2 separate regions of the Homo sapiens genome follow, and region 2 is linked to region 1. The links are chromatin loops, found by intact Hi-C in ENCODE. Cell type or tissue: gastrocnemius medialis. All regions are shown on one strand. Each heading gives the region's core, and the rest is flanking DNA. Links, peaks and the distances in the headings are about the cores only. Region 1 has its middle 21 kb from the start of LINC02966. Region 2 overlaps LINC02966 (long intergenic non-protein coding RNA 2966).

What was found. A loop is a pair of places that touch in the nucleus more often than their neighbours do. Peaks named below come from ENCODE experiments on the same cell type or tissue, not always from the same donor. Only the 100,000 strongest peaks of a DNase experiment are listed, where the experiment ranks them.
Region 2: it touches region 1 in a loop (9-fold over the local background); 7 of 110 quality-filtered maps call a loop at or near these places.

Annotation. Positions count from the first base shown.
Region 1 is chr2:113,298,296-113,310,675 of GRCh38, forward strand. No RefSeq gene overlaps it. Among named protein-coding and RNA genes, the nearest start is that of LINC02966, 21 kb to the right of the region's middle. In gastrocnemius medialis, for the core only: no CTCF peak of the experiment used is centred there; a DNase peak (open chromatin) is centred at 6,620; H3K27ac peaks cover 1,113 bases.
Region 2 is chr2:113,358,600-113,370,979 of GRCh38, forward strand. All of the region lies in intron 2 of LINC02966 (long intergenic non-protein coding RNA 2966), which reads left to right. LOC124906070 (a long non-coding RNA gene) reads right to left here and starts at 1,045. Exons shown (of 3, transcript XR_007087202.1): 1 at 890-1,045. It overlaps LOC107985936 (a long non-coding RNA gene), which reads right to left. Exons shown (of 2, transcript XR_001739651.2): 2 at 11,793-12,165. In gastrocnemius medialis, for the core only: no CTCF peak of the experiment used is centred there; a DNase peak (open chromatin) is centred at 6,922; H3K27ac peaks cover 853 bases.

The DNA of each region.
Region 1 (12,380 bases), core at 1,848-9,847:
GGTGCCCAGACAATTCTGAGTTTTCCCTCCTTTTCCAGGCTTGATCACACCATGGGATTTGGTTTTGTGGTGAATGGGGATTGGATGATGCAATCCAGAAGCCCAGGGGGATTTGCTCACTGTTGGGTAAATCTTGACTGGTGGGAAATGGGAGACTGGAGGAAGATGGTCAGATAAATCCTCCTCCTCCTTCCTGTGAATACTTTAAGGTATGATTTCTCCCTGCAAATCCTACAGAGAAGCCCAGCATGTCAAGCAAGCGTGTCTCATGAGTGACCTGCTGTATGTCTGTGATGGTTAATTTTATGTATCAACTTGACTAGACCATGGGGTGCCCAGGTGTCTGGCTAAACATTATTTCTCGGGTGTTTCTGTGGGTGTGTTTCTGGATGAGATATGCATTTGAATCAGCAGACTGAATAAAGTAGATTGCCCTCCCTAATGTAGAAGTTCCAATCAATTGAGGGCCTGAATAGAGCAAAAAGGCAGAGGAAAAGTGAATTTGCCCTCTGTCTAACTGCTTGATCTGGGACATCAGTCTTCTTCCTTTGAACTGGTACTTACAGCATTGGAATTCCCAGTTGTCAGGCCTTTGGACTTGGACTGTAGAACTATATTGCTGGCTTTCCCGGTTCTCCAGCTTGCAGATGGCAGATCTTGGGACTTCTCAGCTCCATAATCACATGAACCAACTTCTTATAATAAATCTGTCTCTCAATGTGTCTCTCTCTGTGCCCCCTCCCCTGTTCTTCTCTCTCTGTCTCTCCATGTATAGATATATAGGTCTATATGTGAGAGATCTATCTCTATATCTATGTATCTATCTCTATCTCTGTGTTGTGTTAATTCTGTTTCTCTGGAGAACGCTGACTAATACAGCATCTTCGCAGTTGGTGTGAAGTTGCCACTAGGATAGCAATGCGTTTCATCACAGGGCCTTCCATCTGCACATGCCTTGCTTCCATTTATTCCTCACTTTCACTGTCCTGAGCTTGCACCCTTCCCCCACATAAAATGTCAGCACTTCAATCCTTGCCTCAGGCTCTGCTTTCTATAGGATCTAGGCCAAGACACCTGGCCCGGGATGACAAAGTGTCCCTCACCTTTTTGGCCGATTATGCCACTTGAGTTCTCCTTTTAATCTTTTTCTTCCTCCTCCATATTTTATTAACCATCCTTCCATTGTTTTGAATCTTCAACTTCTCTCTCTCTCTCTCTCTCTCTCTAGATTCTTTCCTCTTAGTCTGTAAACATTCTCAAGTATGTCCAAGGAAAACCAAACATTCTCTTTATTAAAAGCATTTAACTCCATCTCTTCATGAACACATTTCTTATAAAAGTGCACTTACTGCCTGTGTTAGTTTTCTAGGGATGCCATAACAAAGTCCCACAAATTGGGTTGCTTCAGACAACAGAAATTCATTCTCTTGCAATCTTGGAGATCTGGCTTACAAAATCAAGATGTGGCAGGGCCTTGCTCCCTCTGAAGGCTCTAGGGGAGGATACTTCTTTGTCTATCCCAGCTTTTGGTAACCCAGGAGTTCCTTGACTTGTGGCTGCATCACTTCAGCCTCCACGTCCATCTTCTGTCTTCTCTCTGTATGTCTGTGTCTTCACTTGGCATCTTTCTCTCTCTTACAAGGACACAAGTCATACTGGCTTAAGGACCAATCCTAATGACCTCATCTTAACTTGATTACACCTGCAAAGACTTTATTTTCAAATAAGGTTCTATTTCTAGGTACTGGGATGAGAATTTTGACAATTTTTGTGTGTATGATTTAACCCATAAGACTGCCTTAATGTCCTTACTGCTAACTAATTCCTTGGCTTTGTGTAGTTAGGTTTCATTCCACAGGTTTCTCCTTGTATGGTTCCCATGAAGGTCATCAATGCCAAGCTCAATGGCTTTTACTCATTCACCATCTTTGTGACTGTCCTGCAGTGTTTGTCATGATTGCCTTTTCCCTCCTTCCTGAAGCTCTCTACTACCCTCACATCCCAGTTACTGTGCACACCTGTGGCTCTGCCTGTCTTTCAGATTGCTCCACGTGTGTCCTCTTCTCTGACTTTTTCTTCATTCCCCATCTCCAATTCAAGATTCATTTTTAATACTGGGGCCTTGGTCACATTCTCTTCTTTCAACACACTATTCTCTGGCCTCCTCCCGACCTTCATGCATCAGTGCTCTCTTTTAAGTAGGGAACAGATATATCTCTCTGGCCTGTCTCCTGAGCTCAGGGCAAGCATTGCCACCGAAGAGCCTCGAAAGAAACATATCCCCATGTATCCCAAGCACAAGACATCCTCTTTACTTACACACACACACACACACACACACACACCACCCCAAACCCCATACTACCATCTATCCATTTTCTATTTTGCGTGTATCTATGTCAGTCTTTGTGATACTGCTCAGAGACTTCTACAAGTACTTGTGGTACTTTGAATATGGATAGACCCCTGAAGGAGTAGGTGAGATTAATCCAGTGAATTGTGGCTTATTGCCATTATTGTGACCCAATCTTTAGATTCACCCTATTGAGGCCTAGAGAAGTTTGATCTACACTTGATTCTATCGTCTGAGACCTTCAAAGCAGCACCAGAACAAGCATATATACGCAGACAACTTAGGGGTATTAGTTTTGTGGACTGCATATTTGTGTACCCCCAAATTTGTAGGTTGAAACCCTAACTACCAGTGGGGTGGTATTTGGAGATGGGGCCTTTGGGAGGCTATTGGGTCGTGAAGATGGAGCCCTCATGATGGGATTAGTGCCCTTATAAGATAAAATATGAAACTGCTTGCTTCCTCTCATTCTCATTCTTTCTTTCTCTCTCTCTCTGCCATGTGATGACACAGCAAGAAGATGGCCACCTCCAAGCCAGGAAGAGGGCCCTCACCATGCTCCTGACCATGCTGGTTCCCTTCAGCAGCATGTGAAATAGATGTTTGTTGTTTAAGCCACCCAGTCTACAGTATTTTTGTTACAGAAGCCTGAACTGACTTGACAATTAGGTAGCTCCAGGCCTAGTTTTAGATCAAATGAGGCCTAGGGGCATCCTTGGATATCTTTTCTCTCATAGGTAAATATATGATCTTTACATTAATTCTGCATTTTTTTTCCCCAAAGCCTCTGGTAGAGAGCCTCCCAAATAGCCAGCTTCCTGTAAATGTAGCTGAATGGTGGAATTTGCCTGGCTGCTTCTCTTATTCAGGAAGCCTGAAAAACTGGCCCTAGAGGATCTGTAAATGGGGAGCTGCTGCAGCTTCCTGCAACTCAGCTCCCAGATCCTTCATTCCCCGCCCAGCCAGACAGCATCCTAAGGCTGATGTTTAGCGTTCGGCATTGAGGTCAAATCAGGGATGAGCTGCTTTGAATCCTTCATTTCATTGATGGAGGCAGATGTTCTGAGACATTAAGGAACATCCCCACAGTCCTCCAAGGTCTTCTTATATGGCACCTACCTTTATTTACTTTCTTATTAGAAAAGATCGCATCATTCTTAGATGGCCATTCCTGGGATAGGCAGAGAGGGAACTCTGTGTGCACCCTTCCTGCAGTGTGTTGGTGGGGGATACAGTCCCATTGCACATTTTCATCCTGTGACTTTCACCCACAGCTCTGTGGAAATGCTGCCTGGAAGAAAAGCATATCAGGGTATCGTTGGAGAGGTTGTCATGGGTGGATCCTTGGGGTCTAGAGGTCTCAGCAGAGAGACGAGGGAAAGAAGGAGTGTTCAGGGGTAGTCATGTATTGGGAAATCCAAGCCTTTGTGTGGGTATCTCCTGTGTTCATGTGGAACCCAAGAATTCTCAACTATTCTTGAGGACTCTGCTTGGACCTTATAAGGATCTGTGCCTTCCTGGATAGCTGAAAATTGGTGTCAGTCACATTTTCAACAGCTTTTATTGGGTGCCTGCCTCTGCATCTTGTATTGTCATAGCAGTTTACACACAGCAAGCCAGACCAGGAGTGAAGAATTTATGTCATTTGTTATTTTCTTTTATTTGTGAATATGTGTGGGTGTGGGAGACTGGGTGCTAGACATGGGCTGAGGTCCAGGCTAGGCACAGGGAGCTGACAGCTGCAGGACATGCTAATTGGTCTGGGAACGCCTTTGGAATCTAGGGAATTGGTTTTCTGAGCCGAGGCGGGGTCCAGGCAAGGAGGCAACAGGCTGCCGGCATCACAAAGGGACCGAGGACCTCCATGTACCCAATATCTAGGTCTCATCACTCGGAGAAACATTCTCAGCTCTTGGTGACCTTGTCCTCCCTCAACATGATACTCACTGCATATGGACTCATTTGATAATTGCCACAAAGGCTTTGGCCTCAGAGGCACTTTAAGGATATAATAGTAGGAAAGGGAGGCTTGGGGAGCCAGAGAGTCACCCACACAAAGCCCCACATGTGTTCCTTCCAGAACCAGGATACACACCCAGGCTTCCTGAGGCCACATGTCCTCCCTGTGGCTGCCTGGTCATTCCCCTTCACGTAGCAGCTGTCTTGCTCCCATGTAGAATAGCAGGGCCCAGCGGCCACCTGCACCTTGCCATTCCCTCCAGCTCTGTGCTAGAAATGATGCAAGCAGGAAAATCATTTGCTTGTGGACCTACTATGTGTCAGGCACCTGCTGAACAGTAGCATTTGATGCTCTCGATGGCCTTACCATGTCGGCACTGATCTGTTGATGCTGCAGTTGAGGAGCTTTAAGCTTAGAGAGGTTAAATAGCACCTTCAAAGTCACCCAGGACATGCTGTGCTGCTGGAGGGGCTGGGACGCAGCGTAGGAGTGTGACCTCCTGAGCACGGACCGCATGGGCTGCCTTGCAACCAGCATGGTGAGGTGAGATGAGGTGAAGTAAGCTTGCAGCTCCTTGGTGCCAGCCCTCCCACAACCAGAGCTGGGCTGCAGCAGGCTCTGCCCCAGCTTACCTGGGCAAGACAGTGAGGACCGCACGGCTGGTGAGTGATACATGGAGAGCTTTGCCGCCTGCCTGACAGGCAGAAGATAAACAGCTCCCCGTTAAATCTCACTTAATGCTGATATTTATAAATTTATTCAGCTTGTGTTTACTGAATCGAGAGAATGCCTAATAACATAACGTGCTTCATCTCACATGTTCCTACTAATGAGAATGCAAGTACTGCTTAATTTTTTTTTTAACATTTCATTTGCTTTCCACTCACTCCACCCTGTTCTGTTGTTGTTGGCTTAGAGTTTAATCTGTTGCTAAACACTGGGAAGTTTGGGCTTCTCAGGTGTTAGTGAGGAGAGAGCCAAGTTGGGTCTGGGGCAGTGGCTGAACCAAGGCCTCCAAACTGTGCCCTGTCCCACATGCAGTGCTTGGTGGCCATGGAGTTGGCATACCCAAAGGATGGGCCATACTGAGGGAAAATGAAAGTCCTGGTGTCCTCTGCTGTATTTTGGGGTGGCTTCATGCATTGGATCAGGGTTGCAGTATTTGGGGGCTTTGGGACAAAACTTTAGAGTAGAGCAGTGTCGTTGGCTTTGGACAGACAGGAGGATGGACAGAATGACCAAAGAAACATGAGCAACATTTGTGGGGTGTGGTATAGCTGTGTGTGAGGATGAGTGTGTGTGTGAGAGGGGTGGAGGGCTGCGTCTCTACCTTCATTTAATCTGCTTACTGAGTAATTTTTTTTTTTTTTTTTTAGAAAGCCTTTCCCTGGCTGCTTATTGCCCCCAAGGTCAGCTGTGCTGGCTGCTGCAGGTTCAGTTCTGGGGTACCCAGGGCAGTCTTCACCAGGCAGGAGGAGCCCTTGGAGTGGGGCAGGGAGAGATAGCAAAGAGATCAGCAAGCTCATGAGGGTGTTTGGAAATGCATTTGGCAAAGAAGTGATGTTGGAGTGAGCTGAGATGGTCTGTGCTGGGCTTCCTTGGGTGGGGTGGGTGGGAGAGGGGAATGAGGGTGCCTGGCCTCAGAGGCCAGGTAGACAATGAGTCGAGTGGGGTTGGGAGGCACCAGGTAGAATTCTGGAGCAGGGAGGAGGAAGGCCGCGGAGAGGCTGTGTCCAGTGAGGCAGGACTAGGATGGGGGCACACAGGGGATGGGAGAATGGAGGCAGACTAAGTCTAAATCAGGGGAACAAAAACAGAATCTGGGATGAAGCAGTGGAGGAACTGAGATGGGATGCAGGCCTTCCACAACCTTTCCTTCCCCATCCTACCACGTCCTCTGTTTTCCCAGCTCCACATCCTCACATTCTATATCCACCCAGCACTAGATTTTCTTTTCGATGTCTCCTTTTTCTTCTCCTCTCCAACCAACCATATTGTGGGACTGAAGCATTCTTTCTAGTTCTAAAAAACATATAACCTTAAATATAAAAGCTGGGTAGAATAATTCATACTTTCCCCTCAAATGCCCTGACATATCCAAACTTGTAGATAAGCTATAAATGCTTTCTTATAATTCAGCTGATGGTCCACCTACCCACGCCTGTGTCCCGTCCTTGTGTGCTGGCTGGAGGAGAGACTGTGACAGGTGAGACCAGAGTTCCCGCCCTAACGCCTCAACTTTGGACGAGCTATGGGCCTCCTGGGGCCTCATGACCAAAAGCTCTGGGCCTTCTAGCCTGCTCTGGAGGGCAGCACACTGTGTTCTGGGCATCTTCTGCTGGGCTGGCAAAGCAGGAGGCAGACCAGGCTGCTGGAAGCGGCAGCTCTAGGGCAGTGCTCTCTGCCTTTATCTGGTTTGAAAGGCAGGACAAAGCTGTCTTCTATGGGGCCTGGCATCTTAGGAAAGGGACTCATGCCTTTAGACATTATCCAAGAAGCTGGGATAGGCCTGGGTAGGGCAAAGATGGAGGCTCCAGCCAAACACCAGAGGCCCAGTTTTTCTCAAGGGCAGGGAACAGATAATGTATCAAGTTTCAGTTCTGCCCATTGCTGGGTTTGTGCCCCTGATAGAGTCCTCTCCCTGTCTGGGCATCAGATTCCCTGTCCCATTAAAAGCAGATTGACACTGAATAACTAACGCAACCTCTGCAATTCCATCTATGGCCAAATTTCCACCACCACCTGCCCAGACAAGCCTAAACCATGGTGTCTTTGCCAACACCGTCCAGACCTGCAGGGGCTGACACGGGCAGCCTTGGGAAGAAGGGCAGTTTTCTTTACCAGGACCAACATATTGGGGTCCCTCTAGTTTGCTTCTCTGAGGGTTGCGGCACAGGCGGATGTCACGGACATCAGAGGGCTTGAGTAGCAAACACCTATTTAAGGAGTGAGTTGAGAAGCCCCAAACGCAACCTCTGCTGCCGCCTTCTGTTTCCCGTCCCCCCTACCAACCCATTCAGTCCTCTCCACGTGCAGCCTGTATCCCCATCCACGCTGATACCTCCAAAGCCTATCAGGATGGTCAGCCATCCCAGCTGCTTCTGTCCCGCTGCAGCAGCAAGAACTTCCTCTGAAAGCGCCTCCACATGCCTCCCTCTGGGCGCAGCTCTGTTTGGGGCTCCTTCAGGGGAGGGGGACGGGGGTTCATCCCTTTCTTTTGTGCTGCCTCTCCCTCCCACTTCCGCTCCCCTCGCTGCTCCAGTGACCTTTCACCCCTTCCTTGGACGTCCCTCAAAGGCAGCTCCCGTGGTTAATAACTTCGGCTGGCAGCCCCACACAAAGCCAGGGCCGGAAACCATTGTCCCGGGGACAATGGCCGAGCAGCCCAATAATGAGGTGGCCACAGTGTTGTCTGACATCCCACGTTGCCCTGGCAAAGGGGGAGGGGCAGCGGGGCTCGCCATGCCCTCGCCTCCTGGAGTTGAATTATTCCCCTCGCACATGGTGGTTCCTCCTTCTGAGGCAGCACCAGGCACCTGTGCCCTCCGGTGGCTGCATTTCCCGGGGACTGCATGCTGAGGGGATGTCACCCAGAGACCCTGACCCCCCTCAACACACAGCACCGTTGTTACTTTGCCTCATTTTCCTGCTCCCATGTCCCAGGGAGCCAGTCAGTACCGCATAGTAGGGCAATTGATCGATTCTGGCTAATCCATAAGGGAGGGGAGATCTCAGCCTGCCACCCAATGGGGAGCATGTGGCACTCTGGAAAGAGCATGTGCTCTGGAGCCAGAGGGCATGGGTTCAAGGTCTCCCTTCTACCTTTCTAGCTGTGTGACTTTGGGGAAGCTACTTGACTTCTCTGAGTCTCCACTTATTAATCCATAAAAGCAGAGGTGGGATGGGAGCTGAGAGGAGGACTCTCAAAAGCAAACTCAGAGGTGAATAACTGTGACCTCCAAGAAGTCGCCATGTCCTTGCCACTCTGGTGGGTCTGGGCATCTTCTGCTGGGCTGGCAGAGCAGGAGACAGACAAGGCTGCTGGAAGCAGCAGCTCTAGGGCAGTGCTCTCTGCCTTTATCTGGTTTGAGAGGCAGGACAAAGCTGTCTTCCATGGGGCCTGGCATCTTAGGAAAGGGACTCATGCCTTTTGACATTATCCAAGAAGCTGGGATAGGCCTGGGTAGGGCAAGGATGGAGGCTCCAGCCAAACACCAGAGACTCAAACTCTTTGTGAGAGTGGCCCTGCCTCAGTAGTAACTTCATGCTTTTTGGGTAGGTCCAGCCTTGTATTCCAAACCAGACCATCAATGATTGAGAGACGTAGTGTGTTGCCTGCTTTCCTCTCTCTCTCCACCTTTTGCCCTCTGCACAGTGCTGCGCACTCGGAAAGATCCCAATGCAGCGGTATGGTAAGGGTTGACTGCTAACATCTGCAAGAGGCGCTCAAGCAGTTCTCAGCCCTGCTGCCCATTGGAATTTCCTGGAGAGGCTTAAAAGATACCCAGAAATTTTGACCTAATTGGTATGGGCTGTGGCATCAGGTAAAGAAACATTTATTTATATCCTTAGAAAATGAGCCGACTCAGACTTATTCCTGAGCACAGCCCCTTCTTTGGGGGAGAAATACAGTATATTTTAAGGCAGTCTTTATATTCTTAAAATATAGTATTCTTTATTACAGCTTTACTGTAAGTAATGATTTAAGTTTAGGGATAGTTTTTTTTTTAATTAATTTTATTGAGGCATAGTTTGCACATACTACGATATCCCCATTGAAAGGGTACAGTTCATGAGTTTCGACAAACGTAGACATTTATGTAACCACCACCCCAGTGAAGATGTAGAATAATCCACCATCCCAGAAAGTTCTCTTGTGGGCATGGGATTTTCGAAGCTCCCCAGGTGATTCTATGGTGCAGCGGACTCTGAGCATCATGGAGGCTCACTCAACAATCTCTGCTTTAGAATCTCAGAGAGGTTGTCCAGGACAGCACTTCTCACACTTTAGCATGCATCTCCTCGGATCTGGCTGAATGCCCATTCCATCCCAGAGTGGGGCCCGGAACCCTGCATTCCTAACAAGCCCAAACCACACTTTGAGGCTCTGCTACAAGTCTCTCATTTTGGAGGTGAAGGAAACGGAGGCTGAGAGTGTTGATGTGAGTGGCTTGCAAATCCTGATTTTGAAGCTCCTGGACTAACGACAATCATATCACTTGCCCTTCAATCTCTTTTTCGATAGCCACCCTAACCCGGAATCCTAAACAAGAGGTGTGGCCATGATAGTATCTCTCCCCTATTTCCCTTCTGAGTGTTGTCCATTGCTTCTAGCCTATTCCCATCTTTCTTGTCCTGACCCAAGTCACCTTCCTGGGGAAGGGCCCCCTCCTCTGCCTGTTTCTGAACCAGCACCTACCTTTTCCCTATCAACAGCTCGCTTTCCTCGTTCATTCCATTCCTTAATATGTATCAACTCAATTTAATAAGCAAGAGTTTATTTAGCAATAGAACTGGGTCAGACCCTATCGTGCCCTTGAGGAGGAAGGCAAACTAGAAGCTGTGATTAAGTTAACAGATAAGACAAATAAATAACAGGATATATAAGGTGAGGAGAGACCTTAGTGACTGCCCAGCTCAGTTCCTCATTTTATAGGTAATGTTTAAGAGCAATGACCCACTCCTACTTTCAGCAAGGAGGTGCACATAGCATAGATCCATAGAAGAGGAGGGATCTGAGAAGGAGTTTGAAAAAGGTGTAGGAGAGGCTGTGAGAAAACAAGGCGGGTGTCCTGGCTGAGGGCAGGAAGGAGACATTGCGATGGAAATTGGGCCCCACTGTCTTGGAGGATTGGGAAAAGGAGCTGTGGACTGAGTGGCCCACACAACTGCTATAACCTCAGGCAGTTTTCAAGCAGATTGACCTTCCTGCTGGAACACGGCAGGTGAGGTGAGGTTCTTCTCTATCCAGGTCTGTCCTTAGCACCTTATGCAGGGTTTAACCCCCATGGGCATAAAGAGGGTGTGTATCTGGGGTGGTTTGGGGATTAGGTCCCATGAGCACTGGGACCTGGAGATGCTTGGTCTAGAGAAGGAAAGATGTTTGGTCTGGGAAACATGGGGGTCATGTTTAATATTAGATAGGCAGTCACATGGGATATTTAATTAGCACTGTGGAATTTAGAGAGAGGCAGGTTTCACTTCACCTTTGGGAAGTGCTAGGTTCTAACACACCTCCCTCCCCTGGAAAGAGATTGAACTACCACAGATTGAATCCCTTGGGAGGAAGGAATTTCAGTCCCTGAATGTGGACAGCTGAGGCTGGATGAGAACAGAGAGATGTCAGATGTCCAAGCCTCTGTGTCCATCCCTGAGAGTCCACTAGGGGAAGCCAGTCATCATGGTAGCCTGATGTTCATCTTCATGTCTGAGGTTCTGCCCCAGAGCAATTTCCCTGTGGCCATCTGGCTGGGAAACATGTTTCATTTCCCTCCCAGAGGAACAGGCACCTCATTTGCCTCCCAGAATAGATCCACATCCAGAAGAATGTAATGGAGACAGGCAAGAACACAGAAGATTGCATAGGTTTAGGAAAGAAGAAGGCAACAAGGTTCTGTTGGGTTGCATCTGAGGAATCTTAGGTACCTAAAAAAATAGGTCTGGAATTAAAATAAGATGTTAGTGTTGAAGGTATAGAAATGGGAGTTAAAATGATGGCATGAAGCTTATCTAGGGAGATCATGCAGCTCCAGATGATTGTGGACTGAATGTCTTGTAGGGTTTTGGGGAGGATGAAATGTGAGTGGAATTTGGCCATGATCAGCCCTTAGAGTCGGCCTGAGCCCTGCCCTGGCCAGCTGTGTGTCCTTGGATACGCCAAGGTGAAGTTTCCTCTTCTTCATAACGGTGAGCTTGTCCACAAGATATTTAAGATTCTTCTAGCTTAGACACTATAGAATTTACATTTTAAGGTTTTAGGGATTCAATTCAAATTCCGTTCCAGAAGCAGATATCAGGGCTGATCTGGACCACCTCAGGGGAATAGCAGGGTCAGTGCCCAGAGGGGCTGGTCATGGTGGGAGGGCCTTGAGGAAGGGAGACAGAAGAGAAGGATAAATGTGATTTGAGGTGGGAAAGAAAAAATTGGACTGTCCTCAGTCCCTTCAGTCAAGCATTGCAGAAGCTGCATCTGCCTCTGCCAATTGTCTGCCAGACTGAGAATGTCCCCACAGGACCTCACGGGGTTTGCCTGGTCCATGTTCCACAAAGCAGGAACAACTGCTGGTTAATTATGTAGACACAAGGTGAGGAGTGCAGCTGTCTCTGGAGTTAACTTTCAAGGAGCTGCAACTTTTACAGTCAGCTCCCAGCCAAATGTGGGGGACAGGCTTTTCATGGTCCTAGGAGAAATAGGTCTATTGGGCTTGTCCAACCGAAACCCGTTCCCCTCTATCGCCCCCAGGGTTGCTCGGCCTTGCCTCAGCCGTGCCTGACACTGGCTCTCTGCAGGGAGGAAAAAGCTTGCTCTGTTGCTGGCTGTGTGGAACAGAGAGGGAAGTGGCAGACAGTCTGGGCCTAGCACTTGGGTGTCTTGCTCTAGCCATGTGACTCATCTCTCCAGTTCAGACCTGCCCCTGGAAAAAAGAGCCCAGACCTCATCATGAATGCTGTCCTAGGAGAAAATGAACAGCTGGAGAATGCTCCTGATCAGTAGGCCTGAAGGATGCTGGGATACAGCCTTCAAGATGGAGCAGCCAGGATGCCAAGTATCCCTCTTGCCCAGATCTAAGGCACTTTTTCCTACTGATCCATATTGGCCTCAGGAGATGTCTCAACACAGCACCCCAGCCAATGGAGTTGCCACATAAGATGAACTTGTGATCATCTCTAAACTAGAGAGTTAAACTCAACACTAGTAAATGACTTTGGGTTTATGTATATGTCATGTTTTCTCCGGCAACTGCTCAGAATCATCTCTAAATATCACGTCTATGGTTGGCAGGAGTGGCATGTATAATACAAAATGTCTGGTGGCCCTATTGTCACAAAACCTGTATAAAAGTAAAT
Region 2 (12,380 bases), core at 1,991-9,990, 60 kb after region 1:
CCCTTAGGTAGGAAGGTGCTCCTTAGGAGCTTGGTGTTGGGCCTGTCCACTGAGAACATTCATCTTCCACATTTGGGCAAGACTTTGCTGAAAACAATTGCTTTCCATACTCTGTTGGCTACAGCCAGGAACAGTTCAAATTTTTTGGTGCTCAGAGTCTTTAGCAGGAAGGTGAGTGTGTGTGTGTGTGTGTGTGTGTGTGTGTGTGTGTGCAGCTGGTGTGGGGAGGGAGGGAGAGGAGCAGCAGCTGACAGCTCAGGAATGCATCAGTGCTCAGAAGGTTCTAAGAATGATTATGTAGATAACTTGTTTTTTTTCTGGGACCCATTGAAGATCCCTCATGAAAATAAAAACTCATTGACTCAAGTAACCCTTTAGAAGTCAAAAATCTTAGTGGGAGACAGATGTATCACCGTTGCAGGTTTGGTGTCTGGAGCCCTCAATGGTATCCCCAATTCACTCTGTTCCTTGAGTCACTTCCTTGGTTGACTCAGTATTGTGGTCTGGGTCAGAGAGGTGAGCCATGTGCTCTTTGGCACTTTAGCAAAATGGCTAAGGTGGGGAAGACAGTAAAGGTGAGGGGACAGTATAGGCTATCTTAAACCCTGATGGCTTATTTTCCTCTGGAGGTAGCTTTGAGCTTCTGGAATAGAAGGGACTCCATCGTAAAGGCTTAAAAAGGAGTCGATCAGCTGGAGATTTGGTCCACATAACAAGTAAGGCCACTTGGCCTTTAAGAAGTGTGGTGATGAGGGAACACTGGACTCTGAGAATCCAGCTGTGGTCCAGTGACTCCCTGAGCAATTCCTGTCCAAGAGATGTCTCTACTTGAAGGCCACACAAATCTGTCAGTAGACAATTTTTTGTAACCAATTGCAAGATTTCCTACCTGTTGGTTGATTGCAAGAGGTGATCAGGCTGTTGGCCTTATAAACAGATGACTGATGCAGGCCTGGCTCCTGCAGGTGAAGAAGGCTGCTTCAAATTTGTGCTTCAGAGCCAGGAAGTCCTGGATTCAGGTCTCAGCTCCAACACTTACCAGCTTTAGTTCATTGCAGAAGTTATTTTGATTTTTAATCTCAGCTTTGGAACATAGAAACCAGTCTGTAGCAGATGCTCAGTAAAGGTCATTTTCCTTTTCATCCCAACCTTTCTCACACTTGGCCACTCTCTTGTTCAACTCCCCCACCCAGTGCAGACCTGGACACTCCCAGAGAGAAGGTCACACCTCATTGGGAAGCTGTTCTTGAGCAGTTCCAGCTTCAAGTCATCCCTGAATCTACCGCTCATTCAGCATATAACTGCTCTTCAAATATGCTAAGTACTTTTCTCTCATTATAAAGTTGACACATGCATTGCAGAAAATTTGAAAAATATAGAAAACATAATTTGGAAAGCATCCCCAATAAATATAACTTGCAGTGATGAGCACTGTTAGCATTTTGGTATGTTTCTTCCTATTTGTGCTTGTGTGGGCAGGCATAGGTTTTACAAAATTGGAATCACATTGACTGTAGATTTTGTATACAGCTTGTTCTTTTCACTGACATTCTGACATTTCTCATATCATTAAAGTCTTTGAAAACATATTAAATATTTTTAATGGTCACCAAATTTTCTGTGGCATGGATATATTGCAATGTGTGTAAGGTATTCTTAGTTTTGGATACCTAGACTGTTTCTAATTTTTCAATATTATAAACAACACTGCCATAAATATCACTGTAGGAAAATCTTTGCCACATTCTGATTACTTCTTTGAGATAAATTCCTAGCAGTAGAAGTCCTGGCCAAAGGATGTGGGAATTCTTAATGGCCTTAACATTGAGGGCCATGTGGTTCTCTAGAAAAGTTGTGTCAATTTCTATCTGTGGGGTATGTGTCAATTTCTGTGGGTTGTGCTTCTCAGAATCCTGTTGTAGTACTTAGATTGAAACAAGCAATCTCTCATATGATCCATCAATTATTGGAAGGTAGCTCTCAAATCTCCCCAGTTTATCTTCTTTCTGGGCTAAAAAGCCATTTCTTCAAAATACTCCAAAGCCTACATTCCAACCTCCTTGCCAAATTAATTTGTGGATTAGAGAATATTTTGGTTTGTAATTGTGGTTTAAAAAATGTGTTACCGCAACAGAGCACAGTGTATTAAATGTGGCCTGGGCCATTTCTAATTCCTTTATTTGGAACCCTATACTTCTATGAATGCAGTCTAAGTTTGCATTTGATTTTTGTTTTTGTTTTAGCAGAGAATTGGCTTATACAAGCTATGGTTTCCTGACACACTGAGGTTTTAATGCTCTGGTGAATTAGGGTATCTTTTATTTGGTATTTGTTCAACTGATTTTGGGGCGTTAAATCTAAGACTTCTATTTGTCTTCTTGGTAATAGTTCAGTGTTCCAGTCTGTTTCAATTCTGGTGATGCCCATGGAAAACAGGTCTTTGGTGCCTCAAATGTGTTTCCATGCCACATTGCCCAGTGGCTGAACCTGGGGCTTTTGCCCAACCTGGCCCTATGCAGAGGTCAGGAGAAGGTCATGGGTTTGTTGAGGCTGGGCTGCCTGGCGCCACCCTGGCCGACCATCCACTTACAGGTGTTCTCAAGAGTAGCTGGGATCTTGGCCTGAAACAACTTTGGTGAAGAGCATGGCTGACCCCTCTGAGAAGGGCTCTTGTGTGACGCTGGACAACTCCACCAGCACAGTGGGGCCTCTGGGCTCTGCAGGCCATGCAACTGTCTGCCTGGGCTTTTCCAGCCAGACCTGGCACAGGCCTGAAGACTGCCAGGATGCTGGCTTGCTCTGTGTCTCCTTAGCCTCTTTCCCTATACAAATAGAATGCAATTCCTCTGGAAAATTGGCACTTAACTGAGTTTTATAGGCAGGTCTGAGTGCTGGCAGGACCCATGCAAGAGTGCAAATGAATGCCTGAGCCCTCCCTTGACCCCATTCCCAGTTCTTGTCTGAATCCTGAGGGGCTTGTGCACAGATGGGTGGACATCTTGACCCTTCAAAGGCCTCCCCCAAAATATCCACCCTTTGACCACCCCCTGACTACCCCCAGGTTAGCCGTGTGTACTGGAGCATGGGCTATGTGAGGAGGGGCTGCAGGTGGGCTTATCCCCTTGGTCCCCCAGGTGCTTCTCCTCATTGGAAGAGTCATGGCTGAGGAGGCCAGAGCAGAGCCCGTGGAGGCACAGGGCCTGGGGCAGGGATCCCGGAGGTCCCATGTAAGGTGATATTGTTCATGAGCAAACTGCTTAGTTTGCTTTTTGGTTGGTCCCTGCAGATCTATATGCTTCTGTGTGTTGGGATAAGAGGCAGGTGTAGGTGTCTAGAAGGAGCAGCTGAACCTGCATAGAAAGAAAACCCCAAATAAAAAGGGGTCAGATCCAAGTCTAAGGGAGCTCTGCTGTACTTGCAGGTGAGAAACCTCAAGACCATGAAAGACACTGAGACAGTGGAAATGACACTGACCAGGGGTCAGGGAGCTTGAACTCTCATTCTGGGCCCTGGGCACTGAATGAATGTTCTGACCACAGATCTCAAGGCATTTTGGCCCACAAGAGTTCAAGGCCCAAGGTATGAAAGAACTCGCCTGCAAGTGGCTCCCAGATCCTCTGAAAATGAACACCATGTCCACGGCCCTTGCACGCCTGTGCCCTGTGGCACCTCGGCCTGTCACCTCCCCAGTTCTAGAGGAAAACATGTCTCCTCCCCAGTTCTAGGGGAGAGCATGTCTCCTCCCCAGTTCTAGGGGAAAGCATGTCTCCTTCATTTCTGGGGCCACCCAGGCTTCCCTGCACATCTATTCAGTATTTGGTTCCTATGCATGGGGATAATGAGACTCTTATTTAATTCAAGTAATTTCAGTTCCATCCCATTCAACTCTCTCCCAGCAACTACAACTCTGTCTTTTATTGCAACTATCATTTGCTTTTTTGATGGAGGTAAAACAGAAAATATAAACAGACGTTCAAAATAACCCCCCTGCCTTTTCCTTCATATTTTCAAAGTGCTTTCCCATAAAGTATTTCATTACAGACTCCAGCAGCTGCTGTGAAATATGGTCTCAGATGTAGAAGCCAATGAAAACCAAATGAAAAGAAATCCTAAGAGCAGAAAAAAGGAGAGAGTAGTCCTGCTAGGCCCACAGCCCCATTTCTGCCAGGACTGGGCAATGCCCAGGTACCTGCTTGTTGCTTGAGGGGACTGTTCAGAAATTTCTCCTCTTCTCCTCCTACTTCTCCTGCTCCTCCTGCTCCTCCTCCTTCTTCTTTTAGGGACAGGGTCTCACTGTGTTGCCCAGGCTGGAGTGCAGTGTTGTGATCATAGCTCTCTGTAACCTAGAACTCCTAGGCTCAAGAGATTCTCCCACCTCAGCCTTGAGTAGCTAAGACTACAAGTGCATGCCACAACACCTGGCAATTTCTTAAAAAGTTTTATTGTAGAGATGAAATCTCGCCATGTTGCCCAGGCTGGTGTCAAACTCCTGGCATCAAACCATCCTCCCACCTGACCTCCCAAAGTGCTGGGATTACAGGTGTGAGCCACTGCACCAGGCCTCATGTGTCTTCTAAAATCCTCCTTTATTTCTTAATTTCTTCTTCCTGTATTACACTGCTTCTTCGAAACAAAATTCTAAAATCTCACAGCTGGAAGTAGCTGTAGTCATTATTTAGGCCAGTGGTTCTCAAAGTGTGGTCCCTGGGTCAGAAGCATGAGCCCCATTTGGGAATTTGTTAGAATCGGTCTCAGGCCCCACTTCCGACCTGCTGAGTGTGAAATTCTGGTGGTGGCGGAGTGGGGGCAGCTGTGTTTTACCAAGCCCTCCAGATGGTCCTGATGCACATCCAAGTTTGAGAACCACTGATCTGGGCCAAGATCCTAATTTCAAACGGAGGCCCTTGGGCAGAAGGGTGATGTTCTTTGTCATACAGTGTGACACGGTCAGCTGCAGGGCCCAAATGAGAAGCCAATCTCCCAGCTCCTGTCATGATCCACTCCCTCTGCTGACCTGTCTACAGAGCAGTTTCTCTGGCCTGCATCCCACTCCATGCAGAGGCGCAGAGGACAAACCAGACGGGCAGCTCGTGTCCCCAAGATGGCGGGTGCCATTGCTGCTGGCCGCCCGAATGGTAAGGGCTTTGGAAGGTGCATCCTCTGAGGACACATGATTTCTGAAAAGCAGAATACACCCTCCCACCTGCTCCCTGCACTTCGTTTGGTCTTTTTTCTTCAGACAAATCTGCGACTGAACATGTTCAATGTCTCCCCTGCACCAAGCAGATGAATGAGCCTCCCGACAGACTGTGTGCTCTCTCTAGCATGTTATCTTGGGTTATGGAAATTGGGTAGGTCTCCCCTTCTTCAGTTCCTCCCCACACTTGGAGTCCATAAAAGGCAGGGATATGGGCAGCTTGATCCTGGACACCAGCATTCTTGGGATGGTGTTGAACACAGTAAAACATGCTTATTAAATGTCAACACTGGGCACGCATACGTGGATATTTACTGAGTGGCTACCACATGCCAGATGCGCTATCAGGCCTCGCTTCCTCCCTCAAGGCTTAGTGGTCAGTGAGTCCCCAGGGCCACACTCCAGCCCATTTCCACTGCCAGGATGCCATGCCTCCATCCCATGTCACCCCTCCCATTTCTCTTCCCTTCCCTTGATGTCCCCATGTGCCTTGTGGTCCTGATGGGATGCAGAGAAGCACTCACCCCAGGGGGCCTGACTCCCCAGAACAAGAAGGCAAAGTCACTCACTGAAGAGGGAGGCAAGGGTGCAACCAGGTGCTCCAGAGGCCTGGAGAAGGTTCTGGGCTCCAGGACAGGGAATGTGCTTAAAATGAATATGAGATGGTTAAGATTCTGCTCAGCGGGAGAGAGAGACAGCAAAGGCTGGATGGGGACCTTCAGCCTGACCTGAGGTTTTGCCACAGACTTGGTGGAACTTTGAGAAGCAGGGGCTGCAGTAGGTTAGAGAGGATGGTGGAGGGGCCTGACTTCTGCATCCAGGCTGGATGAGACTCATGCCCAGTGGACTGGGCGAGGGGAAGCCCAGAGAGATTGGGGACCCTGGGGAGACCAGAGAGGCAGGGGTGTTTTTCAGGGATCTGGGGAGGTGAAAACCATAGTGGTGGGAGTGAGGCAGCTCCCAGTGTGAGGATGCTAGACAGACATCATCCCAGGGATTAAAGCTGGTCAGAAACAGTAAGTGTAGTAGCAATGTTTACTGAGCCCAGGCCCCAGGATAACTGCTTAGCATGCATTTTCATATTTATCCCCGACAACAGTTTTTCCAGGACCTGTAATGTGTCAGGTACCATCGAGGTCATGTCACATTCCTGTTTCCTTTAGTTGGCCTCTCCACACCCCAGATCAGGAATCTGAGGAATAGAAATGCTTCTTGACTTGCCAGGGATCCTCGGCTAGCAGGGAGCCGAGCTGGTCCTAGATCCTAGGTCTTCCGACTTGAAACTCACAATTCTTTTGCAAATGTCTCAGTTGGTTCTTTCTAGTCAGAGAAGCTAGTGAGAGTGACATCCAGAACAACCTAAGGTAAAATCCCACCAGGGGCTCAAATATCTGGTGCCCCCTGAAGCCTGTGCTGGAGAGAGGGAAGAAAGAAGCAGGGAGCTGTGACAGGTACTCAGAATCTACCAAGCAGCACTCTGGCACCTCAACATGTGGCATCATGGAAAGCTCATAAGATTTGTGCTCAGAAACTCTGTGCTGCTCTTATTACTGAGATGCCTCCAGAAGAGACTTGTGTGTACTGGTGGCTAAGAATGCATGCTGAGGTTAACTCTCAGAGCTGCCAGGAAAACCAAAGGAGAGAGTGGCTGTGAGAGTGTGCCACAAAGCTCACTTGGAGTGATAGGACTTCTATTTATTTATTTGACAGGTGTCTATGAGCACCTGTCATGTCACATACAGATACTTGGGGCCTCAGCCATGACAAGTGTCTAGCTCCCAGCAACATTACAGTCATAACCAAAGAGTGGTGAGTGCCACATCTCATAACTCCCCCAGGTCATTTGTAACTTTTGAGGCCACTCTCTTCTTTTAGTCCTAATAGAAGCTGCAGTTCCTGACCTTTGGCCCTTAAGTAAGTTGGTCAATAAATGCTGTCTTAATGCTTTTATTGAGTAGATTTCACCTGGGGGTAGAACAATAGCTCACAGGACAGGTCCTAGACAGGTGGGCTTTTTCTGCAGCCCAGACCCTCTTGAAGTAGCTTGGGTTCAAGATTGAAGCCTCCTTGCCTTTGCTGCTCAAACCCATAGACTTAGGGCTCCTTCTAGGGGAAACTTCACCTCTGTTCCTGGTTGTAAGGCCTCCCTTGAAGCACTATATCTGAGTATAGAAGTACTACATCTGACGTAGACGAATACTGGGGAGGAGAATGGTGAAATCTTGCACAAGTTGGCAATTTCAGGGAAGTAGAAGAGAGTGACTTTCTCAGTAGGCATGCTCTTAACTAGTTCTAAGTAATGATTTGGAATGTTTTCATGTTTTACCTAGCTCAGTTTGGTCTTTGGTTTGGATCTTTCTTGTCCTCTGATTTTCAGAAAAGAATGTCCATTCTGGTCTCAGCTCCTCCTCCTTAGGGCATTTGGATCACTCACTGAGCTCCCAGGCAGAAACAGAGTGGAACTTGAGTTGGACCTGCCATGTACTGTGTGACCTTGAGCAAGACCGTTGACTGCTTGAACCTGAGTTTATTGAACCTGTGAAATGGGAATAAAATTATTCACCCAGTTTAGATCAGGATCAAACTACCATCACCACCACCACCACCACCACCATCACCACCATCACCACCACCACTACTAACCCTCTTAACCGAGTGAGCATTTATTGTGTCCAGTGTTGTGCTACGAACTTTACATGAATTATCCCATTTAATCCCTACAATGATTCTATGATATAGATGTTAGCAGCACTCTGAGTTTGCAGGTAAGGAAATAGAAAATGCCAATATAATTTGCCCAAAGCCATGCAGTTAGGAAGTGATGGGACAGAAATTTGAACACAGGCAGACTGACTCCAGGGTCTGAACTATTCAGCCTCTGCTGCAACTTAGGAAGCAGGTCTTGCCTGGTTCCTCATCACTATTGAAACTTCTCTTTATCTTTTCTCGCTGTCTTCCTTCCACTTGGATAACTGGATTCACCTTTCATTAACCTGGATTCAAAGAAGCAAGAAGGCATCTCTTCCATGCACTGACTAACTTCGTTGCAAGCGTGCTGCTTTCATCTTTTGTGTACCTAAAGATGCCTGCAGAACCACATCCAACATGGCTGATACCTGGACCTTTGTGTATCAAATAGCTTGGGAGGGTCATGACTGGGCCTGAGAAGAGGAGACAGTGGCTTGTGGAATGAACTCAATTTGTGCACTTTCCCAGGGCATGGGGGAGGAAATGACAGTGACTTGTTGCTTGGGAAATGCTGATGGGTGGCCTGGTATCTTGGGAATGTGCTCAGGCAACCAGGGGATGTTGTTCCAACCTCTCCTTCTCCTCCTCATTCCTGGGATGGTACTTTGGACTCCTCTTCACTATTCCCAGGCACAAAAGAGAAATATGACTCTGTCGTTTGTCGATACTCTTAGTGCTAATTTAATCACAACAAAACTCTACGTATCGGTATATGCCTGCTTCAATGCTAGTATTTGATGCTATCTAATTTACTCCTGGCAGTCCTGTGAGGGTGCTATCATTACCCTCATTTTATAAACAAACAAACTGAAATTAAGAGATGAAGAAACTTACCCAGGATTGCACAGACAGAAAGGATGAAACTGAGATTCAGATACAGAGCCTGGATTCTTAATCACTGTGTTATATACTGTGACCCATGGAGTCACCCCAGGCACTTCCCCAGTGCAGTGTCCCACTCTGAGTGGGTCCACCCTTGCTTCCTTTGTAGTGAGCTAGGCTGTACACATGGATCCATCACCTGGGTGTCTGGCCCAGGCCAAGTTGCTTGGCTTCTGTTTGTTCATGTGCAGCACCATGGTCATCACAGTGATGTGCTCGCCCCACAGAATCATTGCAAGAACATACCAAGGTAAAGCGATAAAACATACTTTCAACTCACCAGGCATTTGTTCAGCTCCAACTATTAACTAATGCTAAATATTGGAGGAGGAGGTGACACCCAGGGGTTGCAGGCTCAGGGAGCTAGAGATGTGAACTTAGTAGCCCAAATCTGAGGGTGGGTATCTTAAATGCAAATAATATACTTAGGAGAGGCTGAGGAGAAGATAATTCCAACATTGAGAAATATTTGGAACAGGTGGTCTGAGCCAAGGTTTGAAAGACTTCAAAAGGTAGGCGGTAGGATGAACAGGTACTTCCAGGCTATGAGAACAACTTGACTGACTACGAGAAAAGAGGACATAAAGCATGTGAATGGGTGATGTATGTGCAGGAGCCAAGAATCTGTCTTTCTGCCTGTGGGCTCCATAGGATAAGGCAGTGGCCAGTTGTCTTAGCATGTTTAGGCTGCTACATAACGCTGCTATAACAAAACACCATAGATTGGGTGGTTTATAAACAACGGAAATGTATTTCTTATAGTTCTGGGGGCTGGGAAGTCCAAGATCAAGGCAGATTGGATATCTGGTGAGGGCCCGTGTTCTGACTTATAGAAAGCACCTTATTGCAGGGTCCTCACATGGCAGAAGGGGTGAGGGGCCTCTCTGCAGCCTCTTTTATGAGGACATTAATTTCATTCCCATAGGCTCCACCCTTATGATCTAATCATCTCCCAAAGGCCCCACATCCTAACACCTTCACCTTGTGAATTTCTGAGGGACACAAACATGCAGATAATAGCACCATTCTGAAGCCTTTCAAGCCATGCAGAAGACTTCCACATATATTCTCATATTTTCCATGGGAAGCTTCGCCTGGGTTTTACAGAGGAGTGTCATGATGCCATCTATTTTAAAAAGATCCCTTTGGGGCAACACTAGAGAGACTGGGTGAACCCAGAGGCTGGAAGGTGGGTGAGGGGGGTCTTGCAATAATACAGGCAAGAGGTGATGAGGGCCTGAGTTCAGGCAGTCAAAGAAGGGATGGAGAGGAAATGAGGGCTGCTAGAGACATTTGGAAAGGAGAACAGACAAGTATTGGACAGGAAGGAGAAGGAAAGGACTTCTTCCTCCCATAGGGCAGTTCCCCTGCACCCCTGCAATACACACCCAGCTTCCCCACACACTTGGAGGTGGCCTGGCAGAAGAGAGATTGACATTTCTCTTTATCTGCTGGCCTTTTAACTCTGTTCATAGCCATGAAGTCACCTTCTTTTTTTTTTTTTTTTTTTTTTTTGCCTTACTACATTTGGATGATTTTCCTTATAATGATTGTCATAGTCATAACTATAATAATTATAGTGGCAATAATAAGATTCTGAATGGCTCCAGAGCCTTTCTTCCTAGGATGTTAATGTGTGAGGTGGGGGTAGGAGGGTTCCTGGCAGGAATATTATTAGATCCAATTTGCTGAAAAGTCACTCTCTGCCATTTGGAAAGAATCTGGCCAAGAGGGAAGCATTTCTGGCCTTTGGAGCATGGACTTGTTCCCAGATGAGAACCCATGTTCTCCATGAAGACTGGCAAGGGGGTTCCTGCTGCCTGGTGGGGTATGCTAAATGCCGATTGGCTGCTCGTGATGGAGAAAGGTGGAGAGGTATGCTCCAGAGCTTTGCCCCTCTCCCGTCTCTAAGAAGCCTTCCCACAGGTCTCTGGTGGACAATGACTCCTCCGTGCCTGCCTCAGGCTCTCCTATTGTTGGGCTGTATGATTAGCATTTAATCATAATATACAATATATTGTAGCATTTTATGAGTTACAAAACCTGTTTGGCTTCATTATTTCATTTAAACCTCCTAGCCACAGAGGTTAATATTATTATCATTCCCTCTCTACAAATGGATTCATTTGTTCAATGAACTTGCATGGAGCAGATAGTGTTAAATACTATGAAAATGAAGCATATGTGGTTCTGGGGGCTTCACCCCCAAATCAGGTACTCAGAGGTAAAGTGACTAAGACCCCAAGCAGAAGACTCTGATTTTCTTTCTCCAAGTTGCTTGCTCTCTTCTTTATTCAGCATACTTCAACAGCATACTTCATTCAGCATACTTCAACAGCATACTACAGTTACCCTAACTTTTAATTGTTCAAACTACCAAATTTGAGCACTTTACTGCTTCATGTTTCAAATGTTCATTTTGTCTTCCCAGACACATGGGAAAAATCTATATAAAAAAAGGACTTTACCAATTTACTTTTATTTTTATTTTGAGATGGAGTCTTGCTCTGTTGCCCAGGCTGGAGCGCAGTGGCATGATCTCGGCTCACTGCAACCTCTGCCTCCTGGGTTCAGGCAATTCTCTGTCTCAGCCTCCCGAGTAGCTGGGATTACAGGCGCCCACCACCATGCCTGGCTAATTTTTTGTATTTTACAAAAAATACAAAAGACCTGGCCAGGCTGGTCTTGAACTCCTCACCTTGTGACCCACCCTCCTCGGCCTCCCAGAGTGCTGGGATTATAGGCGTGAACCACTGTGCCCAACCAACTTCACTAGTTTGTTATTATTAAAGCCCATTTGTGGTAAGGAGTGTCAAAGTTTGTTTATACTTAGTAGTTACTGATCAACTATTACACAACATGTTTGGGCATACAGTAATTGATCAATAAATATCAGTAAGCCAGAGGGTTCCAACTCTCCAGCCTTAGCTAACTTCCTCTTAAAACACGGGTTTTATCCTCATCGTCAAAAGTATTTCAAGCACTTTATTTCTGGAACATGTGGAATCTTTCCTTTTAAAGTATTTTGTAGCCAGTTGCAAAATGATGCTGATATTTTGGAAGAATATTAATGTGCCCATCATAAAGGGAGAATAGTTGAGGCTAGGTAGGGGAAATTTGAAGTCCCAGCTTCCTTGTCTGGCTTGATGGCTGGTCTTCTTAGCATGTGAGTTAATTAGACAGATATGGAAGGATGGAAAGCCAGAGGCGCCTCACGTTGACGATTTCTCTCCGAGTGCTCTCAGTGCGCAGCACAGAGGATCTCTCGATTGACTGGACGCATGCTCCCACCTTGTGGTGAGATTTGATATCCTCTGGTCTTTTTTCGTCTGTACATCCTGCTGGGGAAAATGCAACCATTTAGTCAGTGAATGTTTGCTGAGCTCCAGGTGTACTCCCAGGCAGTAGGTACTGGGATACAGACATGAAAGAACAGACAGAATTGTCCTCTTGAGGCTTACTTTACTGGATATGTGTGTGTGTGTTGGAGGGGAGGGGGATGTAAGATGGGCAATAAAAAATTTATACAGATAAAAAACAAAGTAATTTCAGA